3 separate regions of the Homo sapiens genome follow, and all the other regions are linked to region 2. Evidence: chromatin contacts called from ENCODE Hi-C or POLR2A ChIA-PET data. All regions are on one chromosome and are shown on one strand. The core of a region is the stretch at or near the end of the contact, and the rest is flanking DNA. Distances in the headings are between cores, read along the strand shown. Region 1 holds the start of PRPS2 (phosphoribosyl pyrophosphate synthetase 2). Region 2 holds the start of CA5BP1-CA5B (CA5BP1-CA5B readthrough). Region 3 holds the start of TCEANC (transcription elongation factor A N-terminal and central domain containing).

Evidence for each region. Hi-C counts contacts between places; a loop is a spot of excess contacts on that map. ChIA-PET counts read pairs that join two places held with the same protein, here RNA polymerase II (POLR2A). Pooled maps may share reads with other maps.
Region 1: a map of CD8-positive, alpha-beta T cell shows a loop between it and region 2 (13-fold over the local background). The contact joins the promoter of PRPS2 here to the promoter of CA5BP1-CA5B in region 2. A Hi-C loop is called at or near these places in 1 of 168 maps with a recorded cell type or tissue (CD8-positive, alpha-beta T cell) and 4 of 50 pooled maps. POLR2A ChIA-PET finds 5 or more read pairs at or near these places in 1 of 52 experiments (OCI-LY7).
Region 3: a map of CD8-positive, alpha-beta T cell shows a loop between it and region 2 (4-fold over the local background). The contact joins the promoter of TCEANC here to the promoter of CA5BP1-CA5B in region 2. A Hi-C loop is called at or near these places in 2 of 168 maps with a recorded cell type or tissue (CD8-positive, alpha-beta T cell and lower leg skin), 1 of 37 single-sample maps with no recorded cell type and 16 of 50 pooled maps. POLR2A ChIA-PET finds 5 or more read pairs at or near these places in 1 of 52 experiments (endothelial cell of umbilical vein).

Annotation. Positions count from the first base shown.
Region 1 is chrX:12,790,056-12,792,755 of GRCh38, reverse strand. It overlaps PRPS2 (phosphoribosyl pyrophosphate synthetase 2), which reads right to left and starts at 1,344. Exons shown (of 7, transcript NM_002765.5): 1 at 1,137-1,344. The coding sequence starts at 1,258. RefSeq lists a silencer at 639-1,088.
Region 2 is chrX:15,674,101-15,676,800 of GRCh38, reverse strand. It overlaps CA5BP1-CA5B (CA5BP1-CA5B readthrough), which reads right to left and starts at 1,343. Exons shown (of 12, transcript NR_160544.1): 1 at 1,023-1,343. It also overlaps a transcript of CLTRN not described here and the pseudogene CA5BP1. RefSeq lists enhancers at 1,268-1,387, 1,060-1,678, 1,911-2,414.
Region 3 is chrX:13,651,858-13,654,557 of GRCh38, reverse strand. It overlaps TCEANC (transcription elongation factor A N-terminal and central domain containing), which reads right to left and starts at 1,417. Exons shown (of 5, transcript NM_001297563.2): 1 at 1,370-1,417. It overlaps LOC107985657 (a long non-coding RNA gene), which reads left to right and starts at 1,119. Exons shown (of 1, transcript NR_171573.1): 1 at 1,119-2,061. RefSeq lists enhancers at 1,195-1,284, 1,545-1,734 and a silencer at 1,305-1,616.

The sequences.
Region 1 (2,700 bases), core at 95-2,594, 2.9 Mb after region 2:
TTAATTTTTACAAATGGTGAAAAGTATGGATGGAAGTTCATATTTTTTGGCATATGGGTGTCCAACTGTTCCAACACCATTTCTAGAAAATGTTGGTAAAATTGAACCTTTGCCAAAGATATAAAAATTATCAGTAACTGTGGACAGTTAACGGTACTAGACATTGGAGGAAGAAGGGGGAAAAATGAGACCAATTTGAAATGAGTCAAGGAGCTGTGTGGACTCAGGCAGATAGACAAAGGAGCCCCCCAGGTCAGCTTCCGAGGATGGCCACCACCTGAGGCTCTCCTGGACTTGAGAAATGGGTGAAAGTTACAGTCGAATCACGGCGTTGTTGCTGGACACAGCAGAGTCCTAGAACAAGAAGGAAGCTGAAAGTCCATCATCTTTAAAGCAGCAAGAGTAGTGGGAGCAGAGGGGAGCCCAGCACGTGCGTCCTGGGGTTCTCACAGTCTTTCAAACCTTGGCACAACTGCACCCTCTGGATAACGCAGTGGTCTGCGCCCTGGCTGCTCAGGAGAAGCCAGGGAAGCTTGTAAAATCGCTGATCCTCCGCCCGTTGGATCAAACCCTTGGGGGCAGGTCGGGGGAAGCAGCGTTCGGACCGTCCCCAGGTAAACCCAGCGTGCAACCAGAGTTGGGGACGGGGGGAAACCTTTAGTCGCACGCACTGGTCTGAGGTTCAGCTTTGTAGGGACGCGGAAACTGGGACCAGCCAACCCAGGACGTCTCTCCACCGCGCGCTGACCCGATGCGGTTCCCGCCCGCTGCGCCCACTCTCTCCCCGACGGTCTGTGACCGCCCAGACGTCTCCCTTCCGGGCTGGGGACGCCAGGCCGGGCGGCACCGCTGGGAGGCCGGGAGCGGCTCGGGACCGCCGGGTCGCCGCGGTCCCAGGACCGGAGGCCCTGCAACCGGGGGCACAGCCGAGGCGCGCATCGGGACGCGCGGCGCCCCGCCTCGGTTTCTTCGCAGGCGCGGGCGCGGGGGCGCGGAGGCCGCGTTGCCACCGTCCCGCCCCGGAAGGGGGAGCGCGGCGTCCGCGGAGGTGGCCCGGGCAGGCGCCGGCCCCCAACCCGGCCCCGCAGCCGCGTGCCCAGCGCTCTCCCTAGCCCGGCCGCCGGCGCGGCCCCCACCTGGTCTCCTGGTTGCTGAACTTCTTCGTGACCACCTTGCCCAGCTCCAGGCCCAGGCGGTCGGCCACGCGCTGGGACAGGTCCTGATGCGAGCTGCCGCTGAACAGCACGATGTTGGGCATGGTGGGGCGCGGAACTCCGAGGGGCGCGCGGCGGCGGAGGAGGTGGCGGAGGCAACAGCGACAGCGACGCGGGAGGCTGCTGCTGCGGGAGCGGGAAAGCGCGGCGGCTAGATGTAGGGAAGGGGAGGAGCGGAGGGGGAGGAGCCGGAGGAGGAGCTAGAGGGGGCAGAGAGGGAGGAAGAGCGGGCGTGGAGGGGGAGCTGGAAAGTGCCGGGGGGCGGGGGCACAGCCCTGGCAGCAGTTTTGGACGCCCTGGGTGGTCCTGAAGCCCGAAGGTGTCCTTGCTCCGCGAGAGAGCTCCGAGCTTCATTCTTGATCTTCCAGACCTGCCTCGCGGGGAGAGCCAATGAACCGCGGTTAGCTGGGCACAGAGGGAGAGTTCGGGCCGGGGGGATCCCTCGAGGTGCTTCGCAGCCCGGAGCGACTTCCCACCCCGGAACACCGCAAACCCAGTGTGGGCGACTGGTGTTCAGCTATAGCAAGGGTCTGCAAACTACAGCCTATGGGCCAGATCGCGAGAGCTCCCTGTGTTTGTACCAGAGAGCTAAGCATGGTTTTCATACATGAACATTTGCACTTTATGTGATGATAGCAGACACCGCCTTTGAACTCCAATTAAGAGAAATATCCCCCCCGCAAAAGAATTCCTTTTCTCTCATTAATAGATGTGAGTTGCAAATAATTGTACTCAAATATTACCGTATTTTGGATTATATCAATAAAAACATTGTGACAATTTTTTCTCTCTTGTTATGTAAGTTCCTACGTAATATCTTCCCTTTTCTTGCTTGGTCTGCAAAATGTAAATATTGGCCATGTGGTCCCTCATAGTTCAAACTTGATGACCCCTGAACTACAGAGTTGCCCCTGCACCATGTGTCCTTAAAAAATCCAACCACTATGTGAGTCCTCATCACAGGCTGAGGGGAAGTATTGCTCTTGGTGGCTCACTGGATCAAACCAAGTCCCCCAGATTCACCATTTTTCGGTAGATGTGATGGTCCTTGGGGCACTTCACAACCTTCTGCCTGTTGGGTGCTCAAGGGCCTGATCCCAGGAACACAGATCTCCCTAGACAATCCAGCTCAGTCCCTCCACATCCCTGGAGTCAGGGCCTCCTTCCTCTCTTTCCTGCTAGAAACCAGCAAAAAGGTTTTCTCAAGATGCCAATGCAGTACCAGAGCCAACTTCAGGGCACAAACCAAGTGTAGGAGAAAGGAAAGCAGTCCCTGTCTATAGAGGGCTGGTTGGTGATGCTGGTCACAGTTTCACACTCCTCAACAAAGGCTGATTCAACCGGGTAGATAAATGGCTTGGTTTTACTAATGTTTGCCACGAATTGGCTCTCCATCAACAGCAAAGCCCACTTGCAATTGGGTTGTAGCCTACTCTAATCAGACTTCATAATGGGATTTGGGAGATTACAGGGATGATTCGCATCA
Region 2 (2,700 bases), core at 94-2,593:
TAATTCCAGCCCAGGTACTGATTTAAAATAGCCCAGAAAGTTTTTCATTTCCAAAATATTCAAGAACAGTGCAGCTTTTCACTAAGTCCCTGAAGACAGGGGAGGTGGGGTGAACTTTGGTTCATTGTGAACTCTGATGCAGGCTATGAATAGTGACTCCTCTGAGAGATGCGCGGGGCAGCATCTTACCAGAGATTTCTGACTATTCTCCATACTCCAGCAAGACTTTCAAAGTGCATAGTGGAAATGGTCAGATTATCAGTAAAGAAGAAGGGGAAGCAGAAAGCAATGTGGTATTCAGTGGCTAATAAGGAGCATATAAACAAATTAAGGTTTACGCATCTTCGTTAAGTCATTTCCCAAGCTTTTCCAGCAAAAGTAAATGTGAGAGAAGTACACAGATATTAATACTAACGCGTTTCCAGCAGCCTCAGAGCAGCAGCATTTAACGCTGAATATCACACAGAATCCCAGCCACCAAGAATGTCTGCATTTTGGAGGTTCCTCTCCTCCGGCTCTGGGGCAAGGCACAACAGAAAAACTCAGATTTGTCCAAGGGACACAACTGTGCTTTTGATCTACTCTGGGGTGGCTGTGTCTGTCCATAGCCCCTAGCATAGTCAGGTGGGAATATCAACAATGCAGACCCGAGGGAGTCCCAGCTTGCTGCTCCTTGGTTTCTGGACACTCCTCTCATCCCGCAATGTCTCTGGGAAAGCTGTTCTACTTTTTAATAGACAGAATCCTAAAAGGATGTCTGGTGATCCCCATAGCGGAGAAAGAGGGCTAGAGTGGGGAAGTGGCTATTTCCCCGCCGCCAGCCTCCCACTCCCATTCCTCAGAGAAGCCCCGCCAGGGCCCCGGCCAACCTCGCCGCACCAAAAGCTTCTCTGGCTCCAGGGCCGATAGCGGCACGCGGTCATGTTTGCGGCAAGTGGCACAGTTCCTGCCCTCTCAAGCAGACCACGCCCTGCTGCTGCCCACGCTCCTTACTGCCGCCCGCCCTTACCCGAACGACTTACCTGAGCCAGAACCTCCTCGTTCGCTCCCGGTACCCGAGGATCCCGCACGCGGCCATCTTGGCCACGCCCCCTCACGTTTAGCCACGTCCCTACGCAGCAAACGTCATTTCGTCATTCCAGGTTACGCCCCTATCAGTCCCCATTCTGTCCCCGACCCAGGCTGAAATCTCGCCCTGGCCACGCTTCCCCAGCGCCGGAGTCCACACCTGCTCTGCGCTCTGGCTACACATCTCCTGTCGCTGCCACGCGCCTGCACGCTAACTTGCCGACGCCTCTGCCCTCCGCCTGCTCCACCATCTTTGTTACGCCCCTCAGAGCAACAAGGCACGCCCACACGTAAGGACCGCGCCCCCCACGTTCGAGGCACGTCTCTGCGTTCCAACTACGTCATGTCCCTACTTCCCTTTTCGCGCCACCTCCCTTGCCGGTCACTACTCCGCAGCCCGCCTTTCCATCTGTGGCCACTTTTCCACCCTTCGCCCAGTGATCATCCAGTCACAACTAGTCTGCCTACCCCACCTCCCTCCCTTGGGCTCACGTCCCTACTCCGCCTGAGGCCGACCGTCCCGCGAATTCGAATTTCTTTTTTACACCCTTGCGACTACGCCACGCCTTTCACGTAAGGGCTAAAGTCAGCTCGTTCGGGCCACGCCCCTGCGGTACGCCTGGGTCACGCCTCTTCCGCTAAGCCTTGCTGCCTGCGCTCCTCACTGGCGGGGCCGTTCCCGCCGTGGCCGTTCCCACCGTGGCTAACCCCTTCCATTCTCTCGGAACAGGCAAGACCCCTCTGGTCCGCGTCACTTTTCTTACTGCATTCCACACCTCTCTTTTCTGGCCAGTCCTGGCCGTCCTCTCAGGCCACACGCTACAACCTTGTGGTCCTCATTGGCCACTCGCATCCTGCGCATGCGCACTTACCTACCTTCACTTCTGGTCACGCGTTAGGTTCCCAGGCCACCCACTTTTGGTTCCACTCTGGTCACGCCTCTCCCGCCAGTTGCACGCTCTCTGCGCTCCTTTTAGGTGCGATACTTGATCCCGGGAAGCCACGGAGGTGTTGGAGGGGCCCACCAGTCTCCAGAGAGGACTGTCCAGGTCCTGGAACCAGATGTCCGCGGCATTTATAGAGTGAAATGAGCCTGCGGATCTCTGATCCTCTCCTAAAAAGTGACTTTCTCCATGTATCTCCCAACTCTAAACACCACAACTCGTTAAGCAAAAACCGAGTAGGAAACAGAACTGATGGGCCAGTGGTGGAGCAATGTTCCTTCTAGCTAGGTTTCATGTCCTTTAACCCGATATGGAGATAAACTGGAACCGTGTTCCTTCCAGCCCATTTAAAGTCAGCGGACTTTAAATGCTAGGGAGATACATGGAGTAAGCACACTCCTCTACTTCCTGATGTGTCCTCCTGATGACTTTTCCTAGGCACTTGGTGCCCTAATGCTCTCTAGGTCCTGTCTAGACACCACCACATTCAGACCTCTGTTTGCAGCCCCCTGCTCCAAGATTACGCTTTTTTACTCCCTCCATTCGCAATTCTGGGTTCACAGGAAAAAAGTGAGGAGGTTATTACCAGCTTTTCTGTCCAGAAATTTCTGAACGGACATTCTTAGAGGATGGACACTTTCCATTAGCCATTCATTCATTCATTCATTCAAGACAGATTTATCAAGTA
Region 3 (2,700 bases), core at 168-2,667, 2.0 Mb after region 2:
AAAGGCTTAAAAATATCTACCAAACCAGGCATTGTTCTACAGCAGGGGGTCAGCACACTTTTTCTGTTAAAGATCAGAAGGTATATATTCTAGGCTTTGTAGGCCATACAATCTCTATGGACTACTCAACTCTGCTGCTATTGTAGCAGCAACAGCAGATACAGAAAATAACATAAATGGATAGGCATGATCTTGCTCTGGTAACACTTGTTTACAAAAACAGGCAGGCTGGATTTGGCTGCAGGCCATAGTTTGTTGACCCTTTTCTAGAGCAGGGCTGTGCAACATATATATAACATGTAAACCACAAATATGATTTAAAATTTTCCAGTAGTCATGTTAAAAAATAAAAATTGGTGAAATTAATTATACATTTTATTTAACCCAGTGTATCCAGAATAGTCATTTCAACATGTGATTAATATAAACAAATTGAGATATTTTACATTCTTTTTCATGCTAATTCTCGAAAATTCACTGTGTCTTACACTTACAGCACATCTCAATTCGGACTAGCCACATTTCAAGTGATCAAGCCTTATGTAACTAATGGCTATCATTATTGGGACGCCACGGTTCTAGAACTGATGCTAATATGGATAATGCTTGCTTAGGTGCATACCTATACCAAAAAGTGTATACAGTGCCAGGAAAAGTAGGCACGAAATATGGTATTGGATCCATATAAAAACTTATAAAGATTAGCTAATATTATAGTAAGCAAGGTGCACACATCTGCACAAAAATGGCCTAAACCCTGAGAAGAACGAGAGGAAAGGTCTGGAAACAATGTTTCCAGAAGTTTGTAACAAGTCAAAAATAACCTAGATCTGTTCAGATCTTTAGATCTCTTTAAAGCCTAAAGAGAAACTGTAACTTTCTAGCCCTAACCCACTTAACAGCTCCCCAGCTTCACAGGGAGCCCCGCCCTCTATGGAGAGAAACGATGCCAAATGTTGGCAGCGGTGTAGCGGTTACTGAACAGCCACTCAGCACTGCACTAGGACCATTTCCCTTAATGGTGACCCCTAGTAAAGGTGCAGCGAGAGGAAGGGACCAGCCCAACTGCCCGGTCTAGCCCGGGTTCGAGTTCCGGTGGGTGGGGTCGAGCAACATGCAAAGCCTGCCGCTAATCATCTTGGGATGACGGCCCGGCACCCAGCACACAAACAGCGACAGTCCCGAGGGTTCAGCCCACTCTGGCGACCTCGACAGTCGGAGAGGAAGGGGCGGGGGTGCGAGCACCTTCGGATCTACGCCGCCCAGGGCGCACCGGAAAGCTGCCGCGAGCCGGGGTGGGCTTCCGCTGGGAATAAGGGCTCGCCTTTTTGCGGGACACAGGCCCTGGCAAACCTGAAGCATGACTCACCGAAAAGCGCAGGCGCAGTTCCGGAGCCTTCAGCCGCCCAGTGCCCACGGAGAACTTCCGATCACCGGGACTGGGACAACGTCAAGGCTCAGCCAATCCAAGCCCACAGGCCGGCGCACGTGGTCCTGGGACCCAGTGCATGCGCGCTAGGGAAATGGCTGCCGTGGGACTGCGCTCGCGCGGCTTCCTAGAGGAGGAGCCATGGCCCCGCCCCGGGCCCGAGAGAAAGAAACTGCACTTTCGTTTTTTAGCAGCAAAGTTTGTTGATGTACTTTACAACTTATCTTTTCTGCTTCTACTCAGGACAGTCAAGACAGTGCTCAGCTAGATGTTCACATAACTGTAGACATAAATGTGAATCTATTTAACGCAGTAATTAATTCAAAAAGTGTTTTTAGCATCCTAGCATGCATCAGTTGATATGAAAGTAGTAAATGTTAATTGAGTGGTCTTGTGCATCCTGGACTTCTCATCTGTGCATATTCTCATTCTTTGCCTGCAAAGGGCCAGTAAAAGCACAGTGATGGTTGAACGAATGTGACAGCCTCCTTTGCTGATGCCTTACCCCAAGGTAATTTGGGGAAAGGTTCAGGGAAACAGAGTATCCAATCCAATACTCTGGACTGGGTGCTGGCAGGAAGGAGGGCGATTGTATGATTAAGTATCATAATAAATCTTACCTAAAAGGAGGGGAGACAAGACCAGTGACTCATTAACTGGGATAGGGGATGTTTGGTCATTTTTGTGGTTTGGACAATGTTTACGTTTTTTCAGCATTCCCACGTGATTACGAAGGAGTCTTGTTTTTGTCTTGATCCATCTGGTCAAAGAGTGGCCACGTCTGATGGTGTTCTGTGAAGTATTTATGTTCCACGCAGCACCAAGGCCCAGCTGTGACTGCCGGGGCAGCTCAGAGCTGTCAGGGGTTACTTTTTTCTTGCTGTCTATTATAGGGCTAAAATGTTTAAGGATTATATAATACCTTTTTAAAGAAAAAATTATTTGGCTGGGCGTGGTGGCTCATGCCTGTAATCCCAGCACTTTGGGAGGTCGAGGCAGGCGGATCATGAGGTCAGGAGATCGAGACCATCCTGGCTAACACGGTGAAACCCCGTCTCTACTAAAAATACAAAAAATTAGCCAGGCGTGGTGGCACGTGCTTGTAATCCCAGCTACTTGGGAGGCTGAGGCAGGAGAATCGCTTGAACCCGGGAGGCGGAGGTTGCAGTGAGCTGAGATCGAGCCATTGCACTCCAGCCTAGCGACAGAGCAAGACTTGGTCTCAAAAAAAAAAAATTATTTAATGACACTTGTCACTTGTTAAAGCATGG